2 separate regions of the Homo sapiens genome follow, and region 1 is linked to region 2. The links are chromatin loops, found by intact Hi-C in ENCODE. Cell type or tissue: dorsolateral prefrontal cortex. All regions are shown on one strand. Each heading gives the region's core, and the rest is flanking DNA. Links, peaks and the distances in the headings are about the cores only. Region 1 overlaps FHL5 (four and a half LIM domains 5). Region 2 overlaps KLHL32 (kelch like family member 32).

Evidence for each region. Hi-C counts contacts between places; a loop is a spot of excess contacts. Peaks named below come from ENCODE experiments on the same cell type or tissue, not always from the same donor. Only the 100,000 strongest peaks of a DNase experiment are listed, where the experiment ranks them.
Region 1: it touches region 2 in a loop (6-fold over the local background); 89 of 110 quality-filtered maps call a loop at or near these places.

What each region holds. Positions count from the first base shown.
Region 1 is chr6:96,616,658-96,632,126 of GRCh38, reverse strand. It overlaps FHL5 (four and a half LIM domains 5), which reads right to left. Exons shown (of 6, transcript NM_001322466.2): 6 at 13,501-15,469. Among named protein-coding and RNA genes, the nearest start is that of FHL5, 61 kb to the right of the region's middle. In dorsolateral prefrontal cortex, for the core only: no CTCF peak of the experiment used is centred there; no DNase peak of the experiment used is centred there.
Region 2 is chr6:97,052,312-97,067,780 of GRCh38, reverse strand. It overlaps KLHL32 (kelch like family member 32), which reads right to left. Exons shown (of 11, transcript NM_052904.4): 5 at 3,055-3,153. Among named protein-coding and RNA genes, the nearest start is that of KLHL32, 140 kb to the right of the region's middle. In dorsolateral prefrontal cortex, for the core only: a CTCF peak has its summit at 8,117 (motif pointing right); no DNase peak of the experiment used is centred there; H3K27ac peaks cover 4,992 bases.

The DNA of each region.
Region 1 (15,469 bases), core at 5,494-13,493, 440 kb after region 2:
TTAAAAATGTGGTCACCTATGGAAGAAGGGATGGAGAAAAATGGGGACAAGAATAGAAAGGAGATCACTGTACACTCTTTTAACTTTCCAATTTGTGTGTTTTTCCATTTTACATTGTAAACTCCCATGGATCAAGTGTGTGTGTTATTTTGACCATACCTGCACAGTGCCCTATGGAATTATTTAGTAATTTGTTTAATGCTTGATAACTAGTCTATAAATATGAAGATTTTCATATGATAGTGATTAGGTGGTTTTCTGGAAGGCAAATCTATTTGAATAAAAATATAGAGCATGGAGAATGGATTAAATGGAAACCCCATTTACCACGATGTTTTTAGTATTCATTGCATGCCAGTATCAAAACATCTCATGTACCCTGTAAATATATATGCCTACTATGCACCCACAAAAATAAAAACGTTAATAAAGTAAATAAAACTGGAAGTTTGGTGGTGATATAGAAGACAGTAAGAAATATAAGAAAGAAACATACATGTGACATCTTAACAAATTTAATTGTGTTTTTTTCACTCTCATTTTATTCATTTGACATTAACTTTATCATTTTGGAAATGACTTCTTCTGTCAGCTCCAGCTGCTGGGTAACTATAGTTCTTAACTCTTGAATCAGTGTCCATTTTCTCTGTCTGCTTTGTTGACTCAACGTTTATCTCTATTACTGTGTGTGTGGGTGTGTCTGCGTGGGAGGTGGATGAGCAGTAAAGAAGAAGGAAAAAGGACATATTTGTCTTTGGGCTTCTATTTATTTTTCAGTTCACACTATATCCCAGAAAGCCCCCACATTTAAACATTTACACGCCAGGCACTATGTAAGTGCTTTATACATTAGTTAATCTTTGTAACAATGCTAGGAGGAAAGTTGTATTACTATCATACCTATGATATAGATAAGGAAAATAAAGCTGAGTGAGGTGAAAAGCTTCCCCAAGGTCACATAGCTACTAAGGGATAGAATCAAGATTCAAATCCAGGTCTGTCTGACACCAAAGTCAATGCTCTTTGCTGCTGTCCTTATTTGAGTAAGGAGTTGTAGTATGAACTTTAGGAGAGCAGATGTGGATGCTGTGAACCACATAGAACATATCTCCGGGGGCGTTAATGGGGAAAGAGCTAAGAAATGGGTCATAAATTGGCCAGACTATAGCGGTCAGTGTATGAAATGCTGAGAGCTCATAGGTGCTCAGGTCATCTTGAAGAAAATACATGCTTTGCAGGAAGAATGAGGGATTGAGGAGATGCTGGTCAAAGGCTACAAAATATCAGTTAGAAGGACGAATAATTTCAAGAAATCTATTGTATAACTTAGTGACTACAGTTAAAAGAATGTATTAATACTTGAAAATTGTATATTTTAAGTGTTCTCACCACAAATAAATAATATGTGAGATAATGCATATGTTAATTAGCTTTATTTAGCTATGCCAGAATGTATATGTATTTATAAACATCATGCTCTATGCTATAAATATATACAATTTTATATGTCAATTAAAATAAATAAGAAAAGAATACATAAGAATGAGGCAATATCTGTATGGGAATTTCTGTGATAGATCACTGAGATGAAAAGTATGTTAAAGGACCCATCTCACAAAATGGAAATCATTTTGTCAAAAAAATGAATGTGGGAGAAAAGAATGAACAAAGGATTTGATGTTTTGTACTGGGGAAAAGAATATGGTTGTACCTATTCATAGGGAAAATGGTAGTAGAGCTATCTTGGTTAAAAAAAAATAAGTAGCCAGGTGCAGTGGCTCATGCCTGTAATCCCAACACTTTGGTAGGCCGAGGCGGTGGATCACGAGGTCTGGAGTTCAAGACCAGCCTGGCCAACATGGTGAAACCCCATCTCTACTAAAAAAATACAAAAATTAGCCAGGCGTGGTGGTGGGCACCTGTAATCCAGCTACTTGGGAGGCTGAAGCAGATAATTGCTTGAACCTGGGAGGCAGAGGTTGCAGTAAGCCGAGATTGCGCCACTGCACTCCAGCCTTAGTGACAGAGCGAGACTCTACCTCAGAAAAAAAAAAAAAAAGGCAAAAAAAGCAATACTTCTATCACTGGCTCTGCAAATGTGATAGGCTGTTATCCAGACATAGAACAAGGAAGAGGAGTGGCTATTGGACAAAAGAGGAGAAGATGTTGGTGTGAAGTATATGTGGAAATCATTACTCAAGACAATTAGGATGGCTAAGCCTGTTTTGACAGCATACTTGGAAAGAGAAGGATGGTGTCAGACAAAGATCAGAAAACCAGACTCCTAAATTAAAGAAAAAGAAGAAGTAAAGAGAAAGTTGACCATGAATCAGTTCAATGATAGATTGATGGATTTGAAATAGGCCTTTGAAAGAAAACATCAGATGTGTACTATCAAACTGTGCAACTGTTTAGGATAGAACTTTTCACTGTGCTAAATTAGATCAGCGCATAATTTTCAGTTAATTTTTGACTGATGGAAATATCACTTTGATGTGGTCTGCTGTATCTGACTTCTCCTCACGTTTGGATTTCTGCTACTGAAAGTGCACTCCAGGGACCAGAGCTATAACCAAGTGCCAAGCCCCATTCCAATAACAAAATTAACCATTATGGCTCTTTAGGAATCTCCAAGATAGTCTTCAATTTTAAATTATCTCCTTTCCTTTCTGTGCCCCTACACATGGTGAGGCCAGTATTTATGCCTGGCTTTCCCAGATAATTGCTGGGTGGCTACTAGCCCTAGTTGAGACAATGGTTTAGAAAAAGCCTCTTACTGATTTCAGAAAGTCTACATATACCACAGAAGACATACTACTTGCTGTGGCCCCTACCTCCAGGACTTCACGGACCAGTTAGCTACAGATTAAAAAACTTTGTCTAGGGAGACAGACTTAATGCCGATCCAATTTTCTTCAAGAGGGAAAGTCCGAGTCCAAATATCTGTTGTATCTGTTGTGGTTACCACCTTTTGAGTGCCCTTCCTCCAAGGTCAGTCTCCCTCCATTGCATTGTCCCCAGTTATGATGAAAGTTTCTCCACAGGTTAAAAATTACCACTCAATCTACAGCCTTTGGGACATAGAGGAAACTTCTGTGGCTTGTTAAATCACTGTATTTCGGTATTTCACACAGTATATGCTACTGACATTTAATCAGAAGAAACAACTTTTTTCTAAAACTAAATTGTTAATAAGGAGATTACAACTATTTGACAAGAATAAAACATAGTCTAAAGTTTGGAAAAAGTGCTAGGGGAAAATGGAGTAAACTTTGATGTAGTCATGAGGCCCTTTATACTCTTGTTGATTAAAATTTGCCTGATAAATTACTTTCTGGAAATAAAATTTAATTCCTCCATGCCACTCACACTCCCCAGTGTCAGGGCATTCAATAATAAATGGGATCTGGATAAAATGCATTCTTCAAATGTAATTATTACTTTAAATATCATATAATGATTATCTCTTCTTTAAAAGACGCTTTTACTTTAAGACATGCATACCAAAATTTTATAGATTAAATAATATGTCTTGGATTTGCTTCAAAGTAATGCTTGTGTTAGTAGGAGGGAATATGTGGAAGTATAGCAAAAAGATTGAGTGGGAGATAATGTTTGAATCTGGGTGATGGCTACTTGCGTGTGTATTATACCACTCACTCTACTTTTGAATATGTTTGAAATTTTCCATCATAAAAAGCTCAAAAATAATATAATGGTCACCCTTAAAGCCAGTCAGTTCTCATCAACATTATTACTTTTCTCAAAGGCAAATCATTCAGAACTACAAAGCAACTGTACATTATACTCACTACTCACCTCTGACCCCCTAGGTCTTCATTGGGCAAGCAATGTTGGCAAAATGTTTTAACTTTCCAGGGAAAAGCTTCAGGGAATTCAGCTTGACAGGGTGAGTGTAGAAGAATTTATACTAAACTTTTATGTGTTTCTGCAGAATCCCTTCCTGCTGGATCAAGAGACCTATATGTTCATATGCCAGAAAAAAGGTGAGGCTCTAAAAAGAGAGGAGAGATTATGGACAGAACTTGGTTTTATTAGTCTCTATGAGCCCTGGAATCAAAATATATGTTAAAAGATGTTTATAAGATTTACTCAATTAGAATTCTCTTGAAAATTCTATTAAGTACTTTTCTAATACTCTTCTTTTTTGCAAAATACCAGAGTTTCTGAGTTCAAGTACAATTTCGCCCAGAAAAACAATAGTACACCCAAATGTACTGATTGTTTTAGAGTTGGTCTGTTACATCGCTGTTCACAGATATGTTATGCCAATTTTTCAACCAGCTCAGCAGCTGCAAGATTAAATAATAAGGTAGAGACCATTATGGTAAGTGCAGGTATAATTTTAGTTATAGATAGAGAGATGGATATTGTTTATAAGTTGATCCACTGTTTATGGGAATTTTGGCATAGTGTTATATATTCAGGCTTGACTGGGTCAAATCTGTCTTGACTTTCTCTCTTACAGCATAGCCTTGGGCAAGTTATGAAACCTTTCTGTGTCTAGTTTTTCCCTAAGGTCTTTCACTGTGTGTAAATTAACTGAATTTATGTTCATAAAGGATCCAGAACAGAATTAGTTCTTGTGCTTGTGCTTATGAAGCTTATAGTAATAAATATGCTATTAGACTTCAATCCTAGAATGTTAGACCTGGAAGAAAATACTATAATTGCTTAGTCTATTTCTCTTATTTTATAGTTAAAAAGCTTGAAAAAACTGCCAATGTCCAGGTTCCACCACCAGAGAATTGGGCCTGGGGTAGGGCCCCCAGGCAAATCTAATATGCTAAGAGGGATGAAAACCATGACTTACAAGTTACAGGAAACTGTCCTACTGGAGGCTTTTCAGCTTAACTCTAATATCTGGCATCTGGATAGATCATTCTATGTGGGCTCTCAGCCCTTCTCCCAACATGTCTGTGCATCTGTTCCTTCTGTGTTAGAGCAGAGTAACACAAACATATAATTAGTATGCTCATACCTAATATTTATAACTCTGAAACCTCTGATTTTTCTTTCCCAGCTTAAAAATACTGATGTGTTTTAAAATGCCACTTGTGAAAAGGCTAGCATTGCAGGGGTAGAGGTGAAAGCAATTTGCATAACTTCTGGAGCTTAGAAAGGAGCCTGGACTAATACAGTAATAGTGCTTTGGACAGTAACAATTTTCTGCCATCTAGTGGATAATTCAAAGAATAAACCATACGTTTACTTTTTTTTTTAAAAAATCGCATTTTCATGAAACTATGACTTCTAAGTATCCTGCCACTTTTTTTTTGTTAGTAAAACAACTACTTTTCCACAAACAGTTCCTCAAATTTATTCTTTCATTGGTTTTATTGATTGATTCTTTTAATGTGAATAAAATTATGCCTCCTTTTAAAATGTTGCTAGAATGATGGGGCACAGTGGCTCAAACATGTAATTCCAGCACTTTGGGAGGCCAAGGCAGATGGGTTGCTTGAGCCCAGGAGTTGGAGACAAGTGTGGTCAACATGGTGAAACCCCATCTCTACAAAAAATACAAAAATTAGCCAGCCATGGTGGCGCACACCTGTGGTCTGGGCTACTCGGGAGGCTGAGGTAGGAGGATCGCTTGAACCCGGTTGGCAGAGGTTGCAGCGAGCTGAGATAGCGCCACTTCACTCCAGCCTGGGTGACAGAGCCAGACCATCTCAAAAAAAAGAAGTTGCTAAAAAATGTGGACACACAAAATATAAATCCAGCATGCTCCATTTCTAAATGTTTGCCTACTTAGAGGCCTGTAATAAGGATCAATTGTGCTTATATTTGGCTCTTTCTAAAGTTTCTCCTTTCTAATTTTGGAGGTCGTAGTGTCCAAGGTTAAGAGCATGGTTTGGCCCTAAAGCCAAACCTCTTACTTAAAACTCTGGCCTTCTTGTAATAACTGTGGGATCTTGGAGAACTTAACTTCTTTGTGCTCCAGTTTTCCTATCTGGTAATGATAGTATATACTGCATAAGGCTACTGGAGGAATGAAATTCATGCAGTCCTTGGTGTTCAGTGTTATTAATGCTTTTATCATTATTGTTTACATGTGTATCAATGTTTACCAGTTTTGAGGAAGAAATTCAGAAGTGACTTGTCCTGTGACTCAATTCAATTTTAAAACTCAACATTTATTTAAGCTTATTTTATACCCAACATTATGGGAAATACAATGCTGAATGAGACATTGCCCTATTTTGAATCAATAGTTTCAGATGACTATAGGATAATTAACTATATAACTCAAAGCAAATATAATGAGTATGATATGAGAATTGTCATAAATACATAGGAGGGGGTGAATATTTCCAGCTGGAAAGGTTGACTTGTGAGTGATAAATGGCTAAATTTTAATTTGGAATTAATTGCATAAATGGCGATGATAGGGAGGACTACCCAGGTAGGAGACTATTTTGAGCAAAAGAACCAAGTTGAAGAAAATCCAGTATTTATTTATTTTGGGAGCAATGAGTAATAAGATATGGCTAAAGCAGAATGTTTCTTCATTCTTTCACCCAACACTTATTTCAGCACCTTCTCTGTACTAGGTTTTGTTCTAGGCAATGCATATTTGATGGTGAATAGAATAGACAAAGACTCCATCCTCAGAGGTACCTATTCTAGTGGGGAAAAATGCTGATAGAGTAGCCTACGAAGAGCCATGAGGCCAGATTTTGGAGGTGAACTAATGGAGAGCCAGTAAAGGCTGCTGAGCAAGATGAAGCCATAATCAGATGCTAATTAAGAAATATTGATCTGGTGGAGGAAAGGTGTAGGATAGATGAAAGGATGAGGCCATGGAGATACAAAAACATGTTTTAACAGGAGATAATTTAAAGCATCTAGATGAGAGGTAATGAAGCTTGAACCATGGCAGTGAAAAGGAGAAAACAGTCTTAAGAGACATTCAACAAGTGAAACAAGACCTGCGACCAGCAGGAAGTGGGTATGTGGGAAAGGGGAAATGGTAACACTAGGCTTTCTGCAGAGAGTGGTGGCACCATGTATTTGTATTAATAGCATCACTGATATCATAGACTCTGGAATCAGATCCATACGTATTGTAATAACTCGAGCCAATTATTGTCCCTCTTTTAACCTCAAATTCCTCATCAGTACAATGAGAATAATTTAAAGTACCAGTTTATTAGATTATTGTAGAAAATGAAGGCAAGCGCATTTCATATTCCTAGGGACATGGAGAGTGCTGGAGGTTCTTACTGGGGGAGGTAAAGAAAGCTAAGACAACATCACCTACACCTGCCTGCATTTGCTTCAGATGTATTTGAAAGGGAGATTGTTGTCACTTTAAGGTAACAATTATTCACAAAGAAGATAACTAGCTGAAGATTTTCAACAATTATTGTACATTATGATTACAAACTAAAGGTCTTTAATATTTCTTTTGAGAATCAAAGCAGTTGTGGGTTTTGATATTACTCTCCTCATAAACTGACAAAAGCCTCATACTGGCAGCTAGAAACATACTTCTTATGAGAGATAATAGAAGATTTTATGAAAAACCTAAGAATGAGAATTAAAGTTTCAATACCCAGAGAGTTTTTATTTCTCCCAGTTTTAATATCTGTCTCTGAACATTTTCTAGCTGTGGACTTGTATTTCTGTTCTTAGAAGCTACATATTGAGTTTAATACTGGGGCATCAGGCAAGAAAAGTGTGGGTGCTAGTTAAGGACCAGGTAAATGGATAAAGAAATGCCTAGATGTTTATTTTCTAGAATTCCATCCGAAGTAATTATGTTAATATCCTAAACTTATATCCACTAGGAATTAGTGCACATTAAGAGAAGGAGAACACTGGAACAGGAAAGGTGAAAGTGTCAAAAAAAAAATAGGAAGCTTAATAAGGAAGAACAAGAGAAATGCTGTACCATGGGAGGATTGAGGCAGCCCATAAATGCTGTTCTGGTATGATAAAATAATTTAATATGTCCAAAGCTACACATACTCAGCGTAGGTTAAAGTAAAATTGGCTGCATTTTTGAGGAACACAGAGAATGCATTTTGAGATTTAATCAAAGTAAGTACAATTGCATTTCTAGCTGTCTGTACACACATGATACAAAACTTGGACAGATTGACTCCAAATTTGGCAGGCATATTTAGGATGGTCTGGCTTAACAAAAAGCTATGCAATGCCTAAAACATCTACTTTGAGGGCCCTAGAGGAAACTTCAAATATAGGCAGTTATTCTCCAAAGCACCTGAAAATTAAGTGTCTCCAGACACCCTGTGAGTGCTGGTTGAGAAAGGCATATTCTATAGATTAATAGTATATGGACAGAGGAAACAGTGGTATCAAAATCAAAACTTCAATGAAGATACTTGAAACTAGAGGCATTAATTTGCCATCTAGCTGCTTCTTACATGGGCAACTCTATACAACATGATTGAGGCCAATAGCAAAAGGGATTTACATATTAATCATGATTATTGACAACTGACACTAGGAGAATATTATAGCAATAATATTTTCACAACTAGAATTTAATTCAGAAAGTATTTATTGGCTGTCTACCCAGTGCCAGACACTTCACTAAGCACTGAGTTTATCAAAGATGAATAAACATATGATATAGGGTCGAGTAGGGGTGGGAAGGAAGGTGAAGATAATTGACATTTTAATAACTTTATAATATGTTGAATATGTTCCAGGTAGATGTAAAGCAGTTTGCATATATTTTATTTCATATTCACATCAAACTTTTTGAGATTTATACTGGAAAATTGAGAAACCAAGGCTCAGAGTTCGGTAACTTAACCAAACGTCACATAACAAGCCCGTGGCAGAGCTGGGATCTGAAACCAGCTTTTCTGACTCCAAGAACCATCGTTTAACCAGGTTGCCTATCACTCCTAACTGTAATATAAACCAAGTTGTTTAAACTTCTCACAGAATTATAAAAAAGAAGTTGCAGGAAATGATTAAATTTTGCTAAGGGATATTAGTAAAGGTTTCACATAGGAGGCAACTTTGATCTGGGCTTTAGAGGTTGACTAAAATTTTGACAGGCAGGTGAGAGGAAGAGAATCCTAAGCAGAGGAAACAGCATGGGCAGGAGCACATAAAAATTAAAGTGAATGGTATTTTGGGGAAACAAAATAAGTCTGCAAGGGAAAACGAAAAAATTGTGGCTTTTCTTACAGGGCTCAGATGTAAGGAATTGGTGAGAGGGAAAATCCAAGATAGATTTAAAAAAAACCCAGCTTTATTGAGCTATAGTTTACATATCATGCAGTTCACTCATTTCAAGTCTATAAGTCAATGATTTTTAGTAATTTTATCAAGTGGTGCAATGATTACCATAAATTAGTTTGAGAATATTTTCATTCTTTCCAAAAAGTTTCCTCGTGGGCATTTGCAGTTAATTACAATTCATGACCCTAACCCCAGGAAACCACTAATCGACTTTGTCTCTGGAAATTTGCCTGTTCTGAGCATCTTGTATACATGGAATCATACAGTATGTGGCCTTTTTGTCTGACTTCTTTCACTTAGCGTAATATTTCCAAAGTTCATTCATGTTGTAGCATGTATCAATACTTCATTCCTTTTTATGGCTGCATCATATTATATTATATGGCTGTATCATACTTCTTTCATCTATTTATCAGTTGAATACTTGGATTGTTTCAAGTTTGGGCTATTATGAATAATGCTGCTATGAACATTTGTGTGGACATATATTTTCATTTCTCTTGGGCAGATATGAGTGAAATTTCTGGGTTTTATGGTAGTTTTATGTTTAGCTTTTTGAGAAACTATCAAACTGTTTTCCAAAATAGCTGTATCATTTTCTATCATTTTCATTACTGCCAGCAATATATGAAAGTTCCTGTCCCTCTACATCCGTAACAATACTTGTTACTGTCTGTCTTATTATAGCCATTCTAGTCTGTGTGAAATGGTATCTCATTGTGGTTTTAATTTGCATTTCCCTAATGACTACTTTTCATGTACCCAAGACTTGAATTCAAAAAGCTCTATTTGGATGATGCATTAACTATGATGAGGAACAGAGGACGATAAGTGGAATTTGGAGGAAGGATAATAAAGTTATTTTTAGGTGTGTGCATGACATTGGTTTGAGATGTCCAAAAGGCAATGAGAAACCTGGGTCTGGAACTCAGAAGAGAATTCAAGGCAGAAGATGTATATTTGGAACTCAGCTATCCAGAGAAAGCAATTGAAATCATGGAATTAGGTAAGTTCACCAACAGAGAAAATATAGAGCAAGGAGGTCAAGAATATTTAGGAATATTTGTTTTTAAGAAATTGATAGAGGATGGTGTGCCAGTGAATGGGGCAGAGATTTAGGAGACATAGGAGAGAATGGTGTCATGGATGCCACTGGCAGAAAGATTTTGAAGAAGCTTGAGGAAGCCAACGATAGCAAGTGCCTATCTCATAGCAGACAGAAAGTTGAAGAAGCAATCATGGACTTTTGTGGCTACATATTAGTTGGTGATGTCTAAGAGAGTAATTTCCATGGAGGGGAGAAGACTGATACTAACTGTAGTCCTTAAGCCCAAAATTTTATCAAACTTTTCCTTTTTTTGTGCATGTATTTTGCCTCTTGTAACTATCTTGTAGTTTTGGAAAGTTTCTATTACATAGGGAAAACAAAAGTTTTAAAATTTTAATTTTTTATTTTTTTTCAGAAATGTCAAAATTTTTATCACCACACTCTTTTTCTCCATTTTTCCTCTATCCATACTCCTTCATTCATTTCCTGTTTGAGAGGTTGGGTTGAAGCTCTCAAATAAACAGACTTATCAGTGATGCTACAGAGGCAAACAAGGGATAGGATGTCATTTTTTAAAGAAGGAATAAGCCTTAAGGATTCAGTGTGTGGAATTCCGTAAATATCAAACTTTTTGTTTTTGTGTGTAGCAGGAATAGCATTTAATGTCACTGTTTGAGTCACTGGATGAATGTCTGCTGAGCTCATTAATGTTCCTCATTTAGAGAACCCTTTATGGACATCCACTCCATAAGTTTGTTAACATTCGTGGGAAAATATTTGACCCAAATACTCTTTGCTCCTCGGTGACAGGGATCATAATTCTATCACAGCGAGCTGTTCCCTTTCTCAACCACAGTGATATAAAATCCAGTCATTTCAAATACGTGTAAACTCTGTTATTTCTTTTATAGACTCCAACTTTGAGTCTGAATCTCGTTTCTTTTCCCTCCTTTTTGATTTCCTCCATATTGAACTGAGTATCTAGTCTAAAGCTTATCAACCAGAAAAATTCAGAATGGTTATAATTATCATACAAAACTTCTCTAATTCTCTCTGGATGATACATTTTTGGGACCATCTAAGAAGGCACATGGATGACTTGAATGGATGGTCTCATTTCTAAATTCTTTTGAGATGGATGGTTCAAATGAAGCCTTGATGTCCTCTCTCCTCGATATCCTTTTTTAAATGTTGACATAACACAATACAGATTCAGTAAATTCTGAGAAGTCTTAAGGCCAAATCTATCCTGGTGATGTATTTTCCCAAGTCTTGACAGGTCTCCTTTACCTCTCCCTGAAAAGAGGACCTCAAAGTTCCCATACATTTTTTAATGATGATCCCATCTCAGTCAATCCTGCAATGTTTCTGGTAGGATAATGAAGATCTAAAGACTTAATACTCCTGGAAGAAGAGGTTTAGGATAAAGGTAATACCTAACAACTGTAATTTCTAGTGATATTCTGACTCTTTCATTGAAGAGACACTATTCCAAGACAAAAAGTTTATCTTTTGGGTCCCCACAAGATCAGTACTTTTCAAAACCATGTGATTTAAAAAGTGAACTAGAAATGTTTGATGAGGGTGTTCTTTCAAATAGTCTTTGTGGAACATCTTTGGTCGTTAAAAGAATTCAGCTTCCAAGATTAATTCTGGAGAGTAACTAAATGATACTAATAATGTGGATTAAAGTTTCATGAAGATTTGTGTACTAGACATAAATTTTGCTTTAGATAGAATAAATAAGGGTTTAAAGCCACCAAGAGTTTTAGCAATTCCTTACATATAGAAATAAGAAATTAGCAAAAGACTATCTGCATCAAAGCAGAAAAATTCAATTGAAGTGGGATTTTTTTCATGAAATATTTTCAGAGTCACAGAAATAATAATTAGAGGATATTTTTAGTTTAGAATATTTTCACCATTTTATTACTGTAAGAAAGAGCATAGCTATGGATCCCCTAATTTAACAGAAGAGAGATTCTGTTTGGGTCGGACAATTTTGTTTTTTTCCTATTAATGCCCTGAAATAATATCTGAATATATAGTTATAATTTGAATGTTGTAAAAACAGATGGGTAATAGAAGGTAAAAGTTATCATGTTTCTTTATGTAATCGAAGTAGAAACACTACAGAATTTATTCCACACCTATTCTGTTTACTAAACAGTTAATGTAAAAAATAAATCTTTAAAAATAATGTGAGTAATATAGACTATGTAAAATGTAAATTTATTCAGTATAAGAGACTTCTAAAAACCAATGTATAAAATTAGCAAAAACTGTATCATTATCATAATAAACATCTATCTATAGGTGCATTACAGACTATGTGCTTGATTAAATATATCTAAAACATACCGTAACAACTATTTTCTTTTTTTTTCTTTTTGTTTTGAGAGAGAGTCTTGCTCTGTCGCCCAGGCTGGAGTGCAGTGGCGCCATCTCGGCTCACTGCAAGCTCCGCGTCCCGGGTTCACGCCATTCTCCTGCCTCAGCCTCCCGAGTATCTGGGACTACAGGCGCCCGCCACCGTGCCCGGCTAATTTTTTGTATTTTTAGTAGAGACGGGGTTTCACCGTGTTAGCCAGGCTGGTCTAGATCTCCTGACCTCGTGATCCGCCCGCCTTGGCCTCCCAAAGTGCTGGGATTACAGGCGTGAGCCACCGTGCCCGGCTAAACAACCATTTTCTTATTTAAAACACAGACAATTAACAATATGCCAAGTAGATTAAAAGTTATTTTTTTCTTAAATTCAAAAATGGTATTGCTAACATGAAATGTGTTTTTGGATTGACTTTTCATTTGTGATATTAAATTTGGCAGTTTTTTTTAACCATTTGTGATTAGTGTTATGCATTTTTCATAATGGTAGGCCAATATTTTACTCTAATGAACAATCTAGTGTTTCTTTTTTTTAAGTTATAGCAACGATGTAAGCTTTGAAGCCTGGATTGTAACATAACCACATTTTACTTAACCAGTGGAGCTAGTTTGTCCCAATTTAACACTTTTATAATGCCAAGTTAAAATTGAACCCTTGGGCTTCCTAGTCATTATTATTGAAGCAGAAATACATTTTTGCTTCTTTTGTCATCTTTAATCCCCAACATGACAAAATAAAATATTTTGACTTGTTGACTTGCATACTCATCTTTGCCAACAAATGTAACTCGTGGCCTTCAATGCCTTCTTCCTCTTTCTTTTCACTTTTGTAGCCATTAACCAAACTTATTCCTTCAGTAAGAAACTTAATCCTTGGAACCTTGCTTTCTTTGGTTCTATTCCACAAAGGATCAAAAGCATAATTTTCCTCAAACACTACAATAATTATTTTCTTCCTTTACTTATGAACAGTTGGTAACTTTCTATGGCCGGTTATGTCACTTTTTATCCTAAGAGTTAATATTCTCCCTTCCTCTGACTCTTTCTCTTTTAGCAATCTTATTTTCTCCTGCTCTTCGGCAGTCTCTGCTACTTCCAAGCCATCTGGTTGTTATTGGCACATGGGATTTGCTTTTAACTTCTTTCCTGCCCATGCAGATGTCACCTTTGAATTACTGGGAGCCCACTGTTTCCTGAGTCAGTCCATTTCATCTTTGGATAAGTCCATTAAGGAGTTTTTCTCTTTGTTACATAAACCATATAAATCAACTATATAATTTTTACATTTATCTTTGTGTGTGTTACGCAAAGACCTAAGGAGGTCTTTTTCTTAGTTGTTTTGCATATGTGTGCTATGTCTACATATGTGGTGCTTTGTTTAACCTGCAGGCAAGGATCTTTGCATCAGGCACTTCTGCATTTCCATACCATGATCCATCCTCCTACAACTCCAGACCCACAACAGTATAAGCTCTAACTTTTGGCATAGTACATGTTTAATGGATGTTTGATGTGTAGGATACCTTCTAAATGCAGAACTATTTATATGTAAAAGTATATATATTTATACTTATGAAAGGATAATAAAATCTTTAGGAAATGATTCTGTGAATTTTAATTGTAAAGCTAGAATACAAGTCTGATCATGTGCATACTCACTGCCCCCACACAGTAAAATGCCTAAACATTTCCAATTGTTTAACTAAGAAAACATTACATGTTGTATATGTATCTATAATTGGTTAACAGAGAAGATGTTACATGTTATATATCTATCTAAACCTAAGTGGCTTGGTTTTCTCTATGTGTAATGTGCTATTATTTTCTATATCATAGATTTAGTTCTACCTGTGAAATTTCATATAATGCAGAAAAAATATTGATAGTTTTGCCTGTATTTTTCAATGTGAATATGAAAAAATACCTTGGCATTGTTAATCCAAAAATACATTTATAGTTTTCAAATAGTCTATCTAGCAGAACACTTATTAGTATCTCTAAATTATTAACATCGCTGAATATTCTTGCATTTTAAACTATTTCAAAAATTATTTCCATAACAATTTTAATTGAATCTCCTGTGATGCTATTTTGGTAATTGTAATCAGCAGTATCTTACAATTAGATTTTAATCAAAACCTTTAATGCTATAATGTGTAATCTGAGAGAAGACAGTTATATATCTATGTGGGCTTCTTCTCCTGACCTCCCTCTACTCCATCCAAGAGATGCTATAACCAATGTGAAAACAGATCATGGAGAGCAGAGGTTGCTTTCCATTTGTCCCAAGTAATGTGGAAAATATCCAGGGGTAGCAAGATAGGGTCATGATCAGTTAAAGTCTGGTATAAAGATAAACCTGGTGATGGACTTCTCACTAAGGCTCTTTACTTCCTGTGTGATCAATAAACACTGACTGACTTATAGGACAGTTGCTTAGGGTTAGGAGTGCACCTCCTGGTTATGCAGGAGATTGAAACTGGGGGCACAACTGGCTTGGGGTAAGGGGGGTGTGGCACAGGTGTGGGGGAAGAGTGGGGAGGGCTCGCCTACAGCCCACATTACTCTATTGTGCTGCTTTGCAGGTTCTGAATTATCAGCAGTGAATTATTCTTTTTCAGCTTTTATTATTACTAGATTTCTTTAAAGCCCACTTTTATGTCTGCCCATTAATCATTTATGTAATTTTAGAAGGCAATAATGCATGAGGCACAGAGCTAATTATGCATTCTATTATGTCGTTAGATATCTGGATGAAAGTCATGTTCCAAGACTCAATCCCTTCCC
Region 2 (15,469 bases), core at 3,222-11,221:
GTGGGAGAAATAATGCACCTGAATGATGATCAGGGTAGCTAATGAAAGTTTTCAAGCCAGATCAACATCCTAGTTCTGAATTTAAGTTTCTCCATCTGTAAAAAGAAAACAACACCCACCAGTGTTAAGGGGTGACTTAGCAGTGGAAATGGGAGTCCCTGCAAAACACTCAGCATGGATAGGCCCTCAATATATGTGGTTCCCTTTCTTGGGAAAGATAGTGATGGTCTGGGGGCCATGGGTTACCACAGATTGAGGCTAGAAACAAGCAGACTGCTCAGGAGGGTACTGTAACCTATAGACAAGATTAATGGGAGCCTAAAGAAAGGCACCCCCCCATCAATTAGCATTAAATACATTGCCCAGCTTTCCTTTTTCCCACACACATGCTTTGAGAACCTGTGAGAAGGCTAATTAGGGGGCTAATTAAATAGCTGTCCTCATTGACACAGAGGAGCACTGCTCCTGCCATGTGGGGTTCCTTTTCTCAGCAGCCTGCCAGAGGAAATGAAAGAGAAAGGAGCCCACACAGTGCCAGGTATCCCTTTCCTTTTCAGGAGGGCAGCAGCACCATTTACATGTTCACAGGAACTGCAGGATGGTGAGGCTCAGGGAGCTTCCACCAACGGTTTCCCTTGGAGCTGCTTTGTAGTGAGCACTGGAGGGCAATGGTATATTTGAGCCGGTCTGCCCTTCACTCCTCTGGCAGAGAAACCAAAGAAAGAATGGCATTTTAAGAACAACAAAACAATACCAGACATCTTAGTGAAGAGAGCGGTTTCAAAAACTCCTAGTTGACAAAGTACCACACAAAGATAGAGAATATATCAGCATTGATTGAAGGGGCACAATTCCTGGGTACATTTTAAGCACTGGGAATTTTTCACATTAATAAAATATTATTTTTATATACTCAATGAAATAGTCCCACATTAAATTAAAAATCAGTTGAACAATATTACCAAAACACAGCAAATAGATATAGCTATGGAGACTATATCAAAATATAAAAGTAGATTGAATTGACCCAGTCTGTGATTTTTATAATCCTAAGAGAGAAGCAGGGTATATATATTTTTTAAAGGCTGAAATAAGGAAGGTTTCTACGTCGACATGATTTTGATACTCATATAGTCAAAATTTCCTTCTACAAGTTTGACATCTTGCAATAATCACAGATAAAAAGAAAAAGTAAAGTTACATGACAAAATGAAAACATTTGTGAAAAGTCAGTGAAAATTTCAACCACTATTCAAGAAGCCTGAATAATAACGGTCCACAAGCATGTATGCATGCTACACTTTTACCTCAGCACAATAATGAAATGCAGAAGTTAAATTCCAAAGTATACAAGTCACTTAGTATCTCAACAGATCACCCATCTGATGGGATAGAGGAAAATACCCATGGACCTTTAATGTTCATCTGGAATTCTCACTTACAGAAAATTATAGGCTTAGGTATACCCACACACCCCTGCATATACACACCATTTATAATGTACATCATGATAACTAACGCTCTAACCAAACTGTGTCAGCATGCATCACTGATTACTATCTGCCATGGGGAAAGTGAATCAGGTGATGATGCGTAAAGCCCAAGTTGCAATATTTGATGTAGAAATGTCAAATAAAAGTAATTTTAATTTCACAAGTCAAACACACACTTTTGAAGTCTTATAACCTTTCTACATGATTCCCATTTGCTACAGGCAGAAAGGGATTAAAAATAGCTTTCCTATACCACGTAACAATATTGAGAGGAAAAGAAAGGAAAATAAGGTAAAAAAAAATCATTAACCATTTACTGTTAGATTAAATGTGCTCAAATAATCATAAGAATTCCATAAACTGTATTTGAATTTTCCTCAGGTGAACATGGCTGACCTTCCTCACACTGTCTCCCTGGGAAGTGCTGGTTCCTATTTTCCAGGGTTGCTGGGAAGATTAAATAAGATGCTAGATGAGAAAGAGCTTTGTAAACTACCTAAGAGGTAACAGAAGTCAATGATAAAAGTATACATTTAAAATTACAGAAAGTGATTTAAAAGGAAAATAAAGTAATTGGGCAGGAAAACAAAACTTTTCTGCTCACTAATATCATGTCATATGCACAAAGATAGTGGAATTAAATTGTGTGATGAATTTATTATTTCTTCAAATTAATTTTTTAATGCTATAATAAATGCAAGTGAAGGTGACACCAGTGGGGGAAGTGGGAGGATCCTAAAATTGCAAATTAGTTAGTAACACTCTATAAAGTCCAAGAGACTCATAGCCATGCTGTCTGCCTAAGATGCCCCACAGACTCCTACCTAACAAGAAGTTTTCATCCAACCAAGAAATGGTCTTTGGAATCAGAACGTCCTACCAGCCATATTGCCTCAGACAAGTTGGATATATTTTGAGTCTCTGATGTTTTAGATCTATAAAAATGGGCAAAGTTATTGTGAGGACTGAATGTGAAACAACTGTGAACACACAGTCAGTGCTTGGTGTTCGGGGGTTTTCTCTCCCTCCTTCTCATGGGGCCTTTCCTGACCAGCAAATCAGGGAGGAATACGCACATTACTCATCCCTTCTCCGGCATTTACTGCCTGGGAAGTTCACATGGTAATTAATTACATAGGACTTTGTGATTTACTAGATACTGTTACTGAAATCTTCAATGACTATTAGACTTTTCTTGCATTTGTGATTATTTCCATAACCAGACAATATTGCTTCGGACTAGGACTCCTTTTAGCGACACCTCCCCCGGCTCCTGCAGGGAACCCTGTGCATGGTCACTGAGTTGATCGGCTGCTCAATGGTCGTGGGGACCTAAGGTGGGCAGGACAGTGGAGGAAGACTCCTGCTTCTGTGATTGGATGCAAGAGCTGCAGCCGCCCTCCTAGGAACTTCTCAGCTTGTGTCCTGGAGAAACTCTACTACCACAGCCCACACCCCACCCCCACTTTACCTGTCATTCAGCTCCAGTTGTTGGGGGCCAGCTTATGACTGTGGGGAAAGGAATGTGAAGGGTGTATGAGCAGGATGCAAGCTCACATACCTGGATGAGATAGTGGGAGCATAAATTGAGAAGCTCCAACAGCTGTAGGTGACTGCCCGCTGCTAGCACATCCTGGATCACACCTGGCTCCAGCAAAATCTGTTTTGTTTGTTAACAAAAATAAAACTATCAGTTACACTTAAAAATATAATGCTGCTTAATATGTAGATATACCATAGTATATTTAAATTGCTGCTTTACGTACTCTATTTCAATTAACACTGTTCCTTTTTATGGAAGTCAGTTCTTCTCTTCCTGTTCTGATTAATGAGCTGTGGCCCTTACTCTAACAGCCAATTTTTCTCTTTACTGCATGTGCTGATACCATTTGTGTGTGTGAAGCTCTGCACTTAACCACTTATTTTTTTGTAGAAGGGTATAAACATTTTCAAAGAAAAACATAACCCTCTTAAAATTCAGTTTGTGATATAATCTTATAAAATGCAAAAGAACTGAGTTTTAGTTTTTCAAAGTATATTTCAGAATTTTGCTCTTTAGTAGACCACAGAAACAGGTATTTTAGGGAAAGGGGCATATGTTTCTCCTTGCCATATAAGACCAGAGGTGGATATTAGTCCATTTTACTTCTAAGTCCTACAACAGTAAGCTTCATACGCAAACTTCCATTTTCCTCTTTCTCAGTCTCAGATTCTCTTATCCTTTCTATTTAAAATAAAGGAGGTTCAACTAGCATTTTCAGAATACAAAGACATCACATAGAGGTAATGCCTCCCAAGTATCCTGGTGATACCAATTTTTCACTTTGTTAAGTCCAATTATCTACCTACTGCTGCCAGCTCTTGAGCAGCTGATCAGGGCTGGAAAAAAGGCACACGACCATGTTGACAAAATTCACATGAATTACTGCCAGGTGCAAGGAGGCCTTTAGTGATGCCCCAGCCCTCCATTCTAACCCATTTCCCCAGCCCAGTGCTTCCTGAATCTGGTCTCTGGACCAGCAGCATTGGCATCACCTAGGAACTTATTAAACTGCAAACTCTTGGGAGCCTCCCAGACATACTGAATCAGTAAGTTTCAGGGTGAGGCAACTAGTGTTTTTAACAAGTGTCCTGAGTGGCTCTGATGCACAGGGAGGCACTAGTCAATTCACCCCTCCACTCTACTACTTCAGCACGCTCCTTTCTCAAGCCTCCAACTCCTTCTCTGCCACTGGATTTTCACTTCATGATCTTTGAAAACCTCTTACCACCAAATCTACCAACCTATCTACCTACATCTGTATCAGTACCTTTTGCTCTCCCCAACAGTCCACTTGTGTGCTTGATCCCAACCCCTTCTGCCTGCAATTCTCCCCTCTTGTTCCTGCATCACTATAGGTTCTCTTTCTACTGGATGGTAGGTTTGAAAACCTCAGGGTCATTCTTGACTCTTGTTTTCCTTAGGCCTTATATCGAATCCATCAGCCAGTCCTGCTGGTTCTATCTTCAAAATAGTTTCGGAATTCAATCACTGCTCATGACTTCGATAATCACTGCTTTAGTCCAGTCCATTCCTCTTCCTAAACTTAACTGTAATCACCTCCTAGCTAGTTGCACTGCTTTCTCCTTTGTCCACTCACACTATCTGTTTTAATAATATCAACCAGACTGGTTCTTTAAAACCACAAATGAAATCATGTCACTGTTTTTATTCAGAACTTTCTGAAGACTTTCCATCTCCATGAAAATAAAATCCAAAAAGTCTCCACTATAACCTAAAAAGTTATTGAATATGCTGAGCACCTTGGTGTTTACAACTAGTTGTTTGCTCTGCCTGGGCCACTCCCTCATATACTTCAGATAACGTCTTACCTGAGATACCTTCCCTGACCATCCTATGTAGAACAGTAACCCACCCCTGAACAGCCATCATTCCCTAGCTCCTAACTTTGTTTTATTCTTCACCATAGTGCTTACCACCTCACATTATATATCTTTTTGCCTATTTGCTAATTTTTCTCTGCTCAGTATAAGTTTCAGGAGAGCAGGGACTTAGTCTATTTTGTATCCCCAGCACTTAGAACAATGTTCAGCACACATAGCTGTTGCTCAATATTCATGAAGTTACTTAATTAAAATGCTAATGAATTAATTGATCTCTACACATGTTTTTTATTCAGAATCAATTTTAACTAATTTTATAAGAAAGAAAAAAGGACTCTATATTTCTAAGTGGCAAAGTAAAGAAGTGAAAAAGTTAAGCACATGTGGCAAAAATACCAACACTCATCTTATTCTGAAAAATCTTTATATCTCCTTTTCCATCTAGTCAGAAAGAGAAACCCGTCTTTCGCCAACTCCTCAAGGAAGGAGGCTTTGACTGACATTCACGAAATTAGTGCAGCTCCCATCAGAGGAGCAAGGATGTTGTATAGTCTTGCAGAAGAGGCATGGCCTAAGGAGGAGAATGGGGAATAGATGGATTAGAAAGGTTGGTTTAGCCTTTAAATCCTGTCAGTTGCGCTCATTTCACACAACTGGTATTTATGATAACCTCCAAGGCTCACTAATAGCAAACACAAAGACAGTGATCACAGAGAGACAAGATGAATATTCCATAGCATGTGTTACATGTCCAGCAGGCTGACTTCCAGAAGCCTGCACATGAAAAACCCATACGGCGATTGTTTTTGTCTTTTTTTATTTTTTGTTTTGTAGTTTTTTCCTTCCACTCATTATAACATAAGTTTTTCTAAAATATGCTTTAGCACAGAAAATCTCTAAGTGCTCTTAAAGGGTTGGAGAAAGAAACCCTACCAGGACAGCTGTTCTCACTTATGGAAACAGAACCAGTGTTTGCAAACCTCACTGTACCAGAGGCTTTTGATTCAGCTTTGTTGCTCTTTGGTGACTGACTGTTCGAATATATTTTTCCAGGGAATTTGTGTTTGGCCAGCAATGAAATCAAAGGTCAAGTCTCCTCATGATTTACAGTGTGGTGAATTTATCTGTCACCTGCCTCGAAGGACTGGCCAAAAGAACAACCTCTGCAGAAAAAAAGGGATCTCAAACACACAGGTTTATGGAGAACAACTAAGACAGCTGCATTTAACTTCTGCCAAGCATTATATTTAGGTATTTCAGAAACATACCCATCAACATGTAGTCTGACACTCAAACCAGGACAGATAGGAAGAAGGGTGACTCAAGGACCACCTGCAGGAAGGAAGAGATGTTCCCCAAGATCTGAAAGCACACAGGGTGGGAATAGGAGCTAATGTGAGTGGCCTGACACATCCAGTCACTCATCAGTCTGGAGGAGCATATCACAGCTAGAGGCATAAACAGTGGACAAGACAAAATGTCTTAATAACAAGAGATCAAGAAAATGCTAGATACATAAAGCCAAGTGGTCCAGAATCCAGGGGCGGGATGGGGCGGGCTGGGGGAAGTGGGGGGAAAGGAAACCCTAAAAGAAGCCAAACTAGGTTGGGCATTGCCTCTACCCCCAGTGACGCTCACCTGCTTGGGTGGAGCTCACCTGTAGAGCTGGGGCTTCTCCAGATTTGCAAACAGGTTTTGATGCAACCAGGAGCAAACTTAGGTGGGGGCATGAATGTTTCTTGTTCACAGAACCACCTGTATAGAGGATTCTTTCCCCGCCTGACCTCCAGGTGGTGGAACACAAGGGGCTGTTCTCGAATGAGGGATGTTGGACAGTGCTAGCAGAGAGGTCACCTCTAGTCTCACCTCACCAAGTAATGAGATGATCACATCTCATTACTTGGGTCTGGCCCAGGAACATCTCCTGCAATTTGTAGCAGGCAAGGTCATATGAATAAGGAGAGGGCCACGACTGATTCCCATTCCAAATGCTGAAACTCTACACTCATTTTGGTGGGGATAAGAACCGACCAGTGGCTGTATTTAGGGTGACACAGAATGGTGTGACAAAGTAATAGTGTAAAACCCACAAGTGCAGGAGAAGGGGATGGGTACCTGGTAGGAGAAATTATGTCAGAATTCAGTCATGAGGTGGCCCAATCACCCTCCTGGTAGGAGGCACTCTTGAATACTGTGTGCCAACATGTCCTCTGGTCACCAATCCAAGCAGGGTTGGTAGCAGACAGGAGAATTTGCATGATCTCCAATGAAGACCCTCTAAACTGCAATAAGACTGGGACTCCTGGTCTCCAGGCAGAATATGGGGCCAGAATCCGGTGAAAGAGGAGGAGAATGGGACCTGAGGTGAGATTCTGTATAGAGCATGATGACGTGGGCCACCTCAGTCAGTGCCCACACCTCACATGGGGGCTCTGGGAGGGTGGAGCTGGGACTGAGCGGTGGGAGTAGGGACACCCCACAGTCCCCAGGGCATCCCTGCCCCTCCTTCTTCAGCTCATCCTCCTGGATCATCAGATGTCCACTCTCTCAATTCTGTCTTCTTTTTCTCTTTATTTTCCCTCTCCCTTATACCTAGCCTCTTGGATTGGTGGCTGGTAGGGACTGTCTTTAACAGCCATGGTAAGTCTCAGTGTGACCTTTTTTTTTCTCCTGCCTGTGATCAAGTGAGTTGGCATCTTCAGAAAATTTTGTATCTTCAGATCTTCAAAGCTATCTTCTTCATTTCTTGCATAAGGAGATTTTTTAATTACCTGCTTCTTGGTCTATGTGTACAGTGGACTGAAGGATTTGAGCATGTTAAAATCAGACAACTAAGGTCTTTAGTAAACACACATACCATGTGTGCACATGAACAACACGCTTTTGCAAGCAAAACAAGCGCTTGTACAACTGCAAATTAGAGTGGTCTAATACCATTTATGAGAATAAATGATTACATTTCCTCCCTTCTTTATAGTTTGTTTCTTTGGTATTTTTTTTTTCCTGTATAGTATTACAGAATGGCAAATTATCAGAATCTTGAATTTATAATCATCAAATGAACTGGATACAACAGCATAAATAGCTGTTAAATGATCATATATTCAACACACATAAAATGTTTTGCATAAAGTTATTTATGACAGAATTCTCACAGATGGAACATGAAACACAAGATCTATCTAGCTATGAGAAATTTCTACCAATCTAGTTTTAGTTTCAAAACCACTGCACTAAGGACTTTTTATCCACAAGGTGGCAGCCATTTAAAGGAAAAGAATTTTCTAAATTGACTCATGCACTGCACATCTATATCTGACATCTGAAGTTTATTTTTAAGAAAGAAAAACATAGTTCAGGTAAGGATAATAAAACACATGAATTCCAGTTTCTAAATGTTGTGATCATATTGGGAAATGTTCATAAATATGCCTGTTGAAGTGCTCCATCTGAGCAATACTGGCTAGAATTCAGTAGTTCTCTATGAATCAGAGAATTCAAACTTTTGAGGCTTGTATTTGGAAAACCTCACCATGTAGCCCCAACCTGCTGTTAAAAACTTTTCTCCAGTTTTATGACCTTCTGGTCCCTTTGCTAAAGCCAGTAATCTACTAGTCTCCACACTCAGGCAATACCTTGTTCTCCATCTTCAATGTCCTCCTCATTCCTTTAATTTCCATATGTCAAAATCCTACTCATTTCAAGATCCAACTCTAAATCCACTCCTTATACAAAGCTTGGCAAGATCTCTCCCCACCCCTACCTCATCCTGGGTCTCCACAGACATCTGGTGAACTAATAAGCCCATGTGTTCTAGGTCACGCTGTCTGCTTTCAAATCCTGGCTCCTACACTTGCTGACAGAATCAACTTGGGAGAACAGCTCAACTCCAGGTGCCTCAGTGTTCTTATTTGTACAGTGAAAATAATGATGTCTACCTCAAAAACTGTTTTAAGGACCAAAAGAATGCTTGTGTATCATTACAATTGTGTGTGTCTATATGTAACAAAGCAGCTTAAACAAATATAAGGGTTACTTTTCCAATAACATTTGGATTAGGCCACTTAGAGTGGCAACCAGCCTCCTTGTATTTTCCTGCTTGGCAAATCTCAGGCTGTGGTTTCATGGTCTCAAATTGGCTGCCATACCACCAGGCATTATGTCTACATTCAAAGCAGAAAGAAAGGAGAGGTCAAAGAACAAAAAACATTTGCCAGCTGAGTCTGGCATTGTTTATCAGAAAAACAATAGATTTCTTACAAACACTGTTACAGAGACTTCCATTTACATCTCATTGGCTGGGTGGCTACACATAGCTGTAAAAGAGCCTGGGAAATTAAATTTTTATGGCTAGATGCACCATAGTCCCAAATCAAATTAGAGTTCTATATAAAGAAAAAAGAGGAAATGAATATTGGTAGGCAATCAGGGCATTAGCCATGGGACTTAGCACATATATATATGAGGAAAACTACAAAACTCTGATGAGAGAAATCAAAGAAAAACTAAATAAATGGAAAGATGGCCCATGTCTGTGGATAAAAAGGACTCCATATTGTCAAGATGTCAGTTCTTCCCAACTCAATTTATAGATTCAATGTAATCTTATTCAAAATCCCACAGTTATTTTTTGTGTATTAACAAACAGATTCTAAAGCTTATATGAAGAAGCAAAAGACCCAAAATAGCCAACACGATGTTGAAGGAGAACAAAGTTGGAGGACTGACAATACCCGCTTCAAGACTAAAAAAAACTACAGTTATCAAGACAGTGTGACATTGGCAAAAGAAGAGAGAAACAGATCAATGGAACAGAACAGAGAGCTCAGAAACAGACTCACATAAATATGGTCAATGAAAGAGCATAGATAATATTATAGATAATATAATAATAATGGATAAAAGATAGTCTTTTCAAGAATGGGGCTAGATTAATTGGACACTCACATACAAAAATTGAACCTGGACACAGCTCTCAAATCCTTCACAAAAATAAACTCAAAACGGATTACAGATGTAGATGTAAAATGCAAAACTAGAAAACTCTTACAAGGTAACATAGGAGAAGATCTAGATAACTTTGGGTATGACAATGACTCTTTAGATACAGCACCAAAAACATGGTCCATGAAAGACATAATTGACAACTTGGACTTTTTTAAAATTAAAAACTTCTGCTCCACAAAATACACTATTAGGAAATTGAGAAGACAAGCCATAGGCTAAGAGAAAATATTTGCAACAGATACATCTGCTAAAGGAATGTTATCCAAAATATCAAAAAACAAGATCTTAACACTCAACAATGAAAAAAATGAACCATCTGATTTTTTGAAATGGGGGCGGGAGGGGGGTGTAAAAGATCTGAGCGGATACCTCACCAAAGAAGACAGGTGGCAAATAAGCATATAAAAAGATACTCGGCCGGGCGCGGTGGCTCACGCCTGTAATCCCAGCACTTTGGGAGGCCGAGACGGGCGGATCACGAGGTCAGGAGATCGAGACCATCCTGGCTAACACAGTGAAACCCCGTCTCTACTAAAAATACAAAAATTAGCCGGGCATGGTGGCGCGTGCCTGTAGTCCCAGCTACACAGGAGGCTGAGGCAGGAGAATGGCGTGAACCCGGGAGGCGGAGCTTGCAGTGAGTCGAGATCGCGCCACTGCACTCCAGCCTGGGCGACAGAGCGAAACTCCGTCTCAAAAAAAAAAAAAAAAAAAAAAAAAAAAAGATACTCACATAGGAAAACTGCATTTTTTGTACATATTTTGTTAGATTTACGCCTGTTTAATTTTTGGGGTATTAATTTCTAAAAATAGTTTTAACTTTTTAAAACAGTCCCCCAAACCCAAAAGATGAATAATATGTTGTGATACATGAAAATTATATGAAATTCAAATTTAAGTATAAATAGAGTTTTATTATAACATAGCTATGCTTATTCATTTACATATTTGTCTCTGGCAGTTTTCATGCTACAACAGCTAAGTTGAGTAGTTGCGAAATAAACTTTATTTACTTTTTAAAATAGAGACAGGGTCTTGCTATGTTGCCCAGCCTGGTGTCGAGCTCCGGGGCTCAAACGATCTTTCTGCTTTGGCCTCCCAAAGTGCTGAGACTATGGTCGTGACCCACTGCACCCAGCTGTGACAGAAACTTTATATGGCCTGAATTATTTACTGAATTATTTTTGGCTCCTCACAAAAAAAGTTTGCTGATCCTTGGTCTAGAGTATAGGTAGGGGCTGGGAGTCAATAGCATAAGATAATAGCAAGTTATTTGTCAATACCAAATAACTTGGGTCTGGATGACATCACCAAGGAAGCTAGTTGGATTAAACAGGAGGGTTCTGAAGCAGGAAGGATTTGAAGCCTACAGAGTGGGGAGGAGCAAGCAAAGCCACCTGGAAAGGAGTGACGGGAAGGCTGGTGGTGGCACAGAATAAAAGCCCACAGTGAGCAGTGTTACAAAGGCCAAGAGAGAATAGGCAGGCTGGTGGGCCGGGCCTGGTGGCTCACGTTTGTAATCCCAGCACTTTGGGAGGCCAAGGCGGGAGGATCACGAGGTCAGGAGATCAAGACCATCCTGGCTAACATGGTGAAACCCCGACTCTACTAAAAATACAAAAAATTAGCCGGGCGTGGTGGCGGGCGCCTGTAGTCCCAGCTACTAGGGAGGCTGAGGCAGGAGAATGGCGTGAACCCGGGAAGCGGAGCTTCCAGTGAGCCGAGATCGTGCCACTGCACTCCAGCCTGGGTGACAGAGCGAGACTTCATCTCAAAAAAAAAAAAAAAAAGAAAAAAAAAGAAAAAAAAAGAAAAGGGAGGCTGGCTATGCTGCACGAAGCTGTGAGGTCACATATGACAGTATTTAATTAGATTTGGCAATATTTGTGACTGCCAAGAACAGTTTTAGTGGAATGATGAAGATAAAAGCCTCCAGACTTGGAGTGGAAAAGTGAGTGATAAATGAGTGAAAGTGAGGAAAAATAACTTTATGTAACACTTTTCATAAGCTCTGCTGTGAGAAGAGTCAGAGAAATAAGTGGTAGCTCAAGAGGAATATAGAAATAAGAAGGGGTTTTTTTTTTTTTTTTTTTTTTTTTTAGACAGGTTCTCAGTCTGTTACCTCGGCTGGGGTGCAGGGGCACGATATCGGCCCACTGCAACCTCCACCTCCCAGGTTCAAGCAATTCTTTCACGTCAACCTCTCAACTAGCTGGGAGTACAGGCACATGTCACCACACCTGGTTAATTTTTGTATTTTTAGTAGAGACAGAGTTTCACCATGTTGGCCAGGATGGTCTTGAATTCCTGGCCTCAAGTAACCCACCTGCGTTGGCCTCCCAAAGTGCTGGGATTACAGGCATGAGCCACCACACCTGGCAAGAAAAGGATTCTTAAAGGTGAGCAATAGAATGCAGTAGAGGAGAAACTGATGGCAGAAGAGACAGCAGCAGGATAACAGGAGTGATATTGGACAGAGTCGGAGGGAGTGGATCTGGACCCTACGTGGGGGAGATTAGTCTCTGACAGTTCAGGGATACCCCTCCCACTGTAAAAGAGGGATATACCCAGAATAAGTTCAGAAACAGGGAGGGTTGAGAATTTGATGGTAAGATGATGAAGATCTTCCTTTCTGTTTCTATTTTCTCAATGGACGGTGACTTTTCCTTATGATATGTGTACTGGAGGTAGGTTAGTGAGGGGAATGTCTCTAAAAAGAGAAGAGAGAGGGTGAGAAACTCATCAAGAAGAGGAGGAAAGCAAATTTACTAGGGAAACAGATTAACATTGCCTGGCATTGGGTATCTGTCTGAGATTTGGGGTCATGGATTTGAAGTGAAAACAGTGACTTTCTCCAGTGCCAACCAGCAGAATTGATTCTTACAGTTGGATTCAACAAATAATTCTCCAAAGATGCCACAAGCTGGAATCAATTTTTATCCTCTCTTATATTTTTTTTAGACAGGATCTCACTCTGTTGCCCAGGCTGGGGCGCAGTGGCACGATATCAGCCCAATGCATCCTCTGCCTCCCGGGTTCAAGCAATTCTTCCACCTCAACCTCCCGAATAGCCGGGAGTACAGGCTGTATTCTTTGGGCTGTGCCAAGTTGTTCCTACTTTGACAGATACATGATACATAGAGATGAATGGCTATCATTAGTTTTTAAGGTGCTATATCTGTCTATTCAATTACTATAGAATAAATGCCTATTATTTTCTTCCTGCAAAGTATAATGCAAATTACTGTCTTATTTTTCAGGCAGTCCTTGACAAAGAACTACAACTCAATTATCCATTCTCCTACCTGAATTAGTGCAACTTTTGAAGCATCAAACATACTCAGGTATTTTTCTATGTTATATATGCAAATAATTCAGATCCCTGCTAATCCATTTCTTAAAAATGCAATGGTGTGTTGATCTGGCATTTCCAATCACAGTTTGACCTACTGTGAGAAAGCACCAATGTACATTTTCTCATCAGTGCATCCCTAACAACTAGTAAGTCCTTAGCATATAGTAGGTGTTCATTAAGTATTTGCTGAATTAATGAATCTAAATTTGAGAATAAAATGTAAATGGATGGTTTTTATGAAGTATACAAAAATAAAATATTCACAAGTTAACTTAGAGTATTCAATACATTCAAATTATGCCTTCATTTGAATGTTCTCATCATTATTTTACTCAAATGGAATATAACTTCCAATATAAATCATCTTAAAAGTACTGTTTAGCAAATTATTTATCCTGATATTAATTACAATTTGACCATATATTTTTGCTATCATGTTGCTTTCTTTTTAAAAAACTTAAGTTAGAATTGTAAAACTCCCATATACTGCTGCTTCATACAAATACTGAATACTTCCAGCAGAGGGCTCAAGAATTCTATTTTAAGGAAAAAAGAATTCCTTATTATGAATATTTAAGGAAAAGTGAAAGAAAAGAAAGAAAATAAGATGTTTTGTAGTCTATGCATACATTATGTGTAGTCTATGTATTTTGTAGTGTATGTGTAGTATATGCACAGACTACAAAATATCTATGTATGAATGCATAGTATATAAATAAAAATGCATAGTATATAAATAAAAGGCATAGTACACAATAAATTTATTTAATACATTTATTATATACTATGCATATAAATGCATAGTATATAAATTAAAAAAAACAAATGTACTTATATCTTACCTAATTCCAGAAAAGAAGTTGAAGTAAATTACAATCACAAAATCTTTATAAAATCACATAGACATATGGGCATCTGAAGAAAATGGGCATCCGAAGAAAGCAGAAAGATAACATATAACATGTAAGTAAGTGAGAATTTGAAGTGAAAATATTTTTTTACTTTTAGTCTTATTAATAATTTTATAAAAATTTGGGTTGTGTTTTTTCATTTTCAAAGATAAAGTAATTTCTTTTTATAGAATTTGCAGTATCCTTATATTTAGTGCTGAAACAAGGAGGAAAAAAATTTGGGAAATGTGTGGAATGATTTATTTATGGAGCAAGCTGGGAATTTGGAGGCACTTCATTTTCATAGGCAGAGCTAATGGGCTGTAGCATTCATGCCTACAACTAACATTAAGATCCCTCTGGGATTCCAAAAATGTTCAGAAAGAGGTCTCAAATCTTTTTATTCAGTCTAGTTACTTATTATCTTCTCTGCCTCATTTCAAAAAGGATCTGAGGCATCAATACAAGCATTTAAATATTAAGAATAAAAATAACTCAAAGCAAGAGAAAAGAGGAAACAATATGAGGTCAGGAGAGAATGTGTGTGCGTGTGTGTGTGTGTGTGTGTATCCATCCTCATAACTATTATAAGTGGGTCACAATGTGGCTCTATGCTTCCTAGCATCAAAACTGAAAAAGAAATGTAACCTAATGCAAGATTAAAAGGTGAAAATACTAAGGAGATTTCTAGATTCTCCAGACCCTGAGATGTAATGGAAATTTCCCAGCAGACATTAAGAGGGTTATTGAATGATTTGCTTGATAATACTTCTAATAATACCATCAGAAGTTTATATTATAGAACATTGCATAAAAAGTGAAGGTTAATAAAGAGATTATTTAAGACCCAGACATCCAGTTTTCTGGTTTTCTGGCTTGATCTAGGTATAAAATTTAAAATATTTAAGAAGTCCTTCTCAATCGAGTCAATACTACCTTCTCAGGGAAATTCGGAAATTTGCGGGGATATTTCTGGTCCTCCCAGGAGGGTGGGCAATATTGGCCTTTATTGGGCAGTGGCTGGGAGGCTAGATGCCAGGCAACACACAGGGCGGTCACCAACCATGAGGACTGACCTACAGCCTGCACGCCGGAATGCCCTGCTGGGTGTGCAAAGAAGTGAAACATTTGTTTACACAGATTGAAGCCCCGAACCTAACTCTGTTTTACATATAAACACATTCTTTGATGTTCTGTGTCAGAATACATTGGCTTTTCCAGGAATGCTACGCCCATAAAAACAAAGAGAAGACTGTTACTTTGTTTTGTTTAGAATTGTATAATACCAAGAGTTGTTCATTATTTTGGAAAATCATGTCACATGCCACCTGGGATCTGTC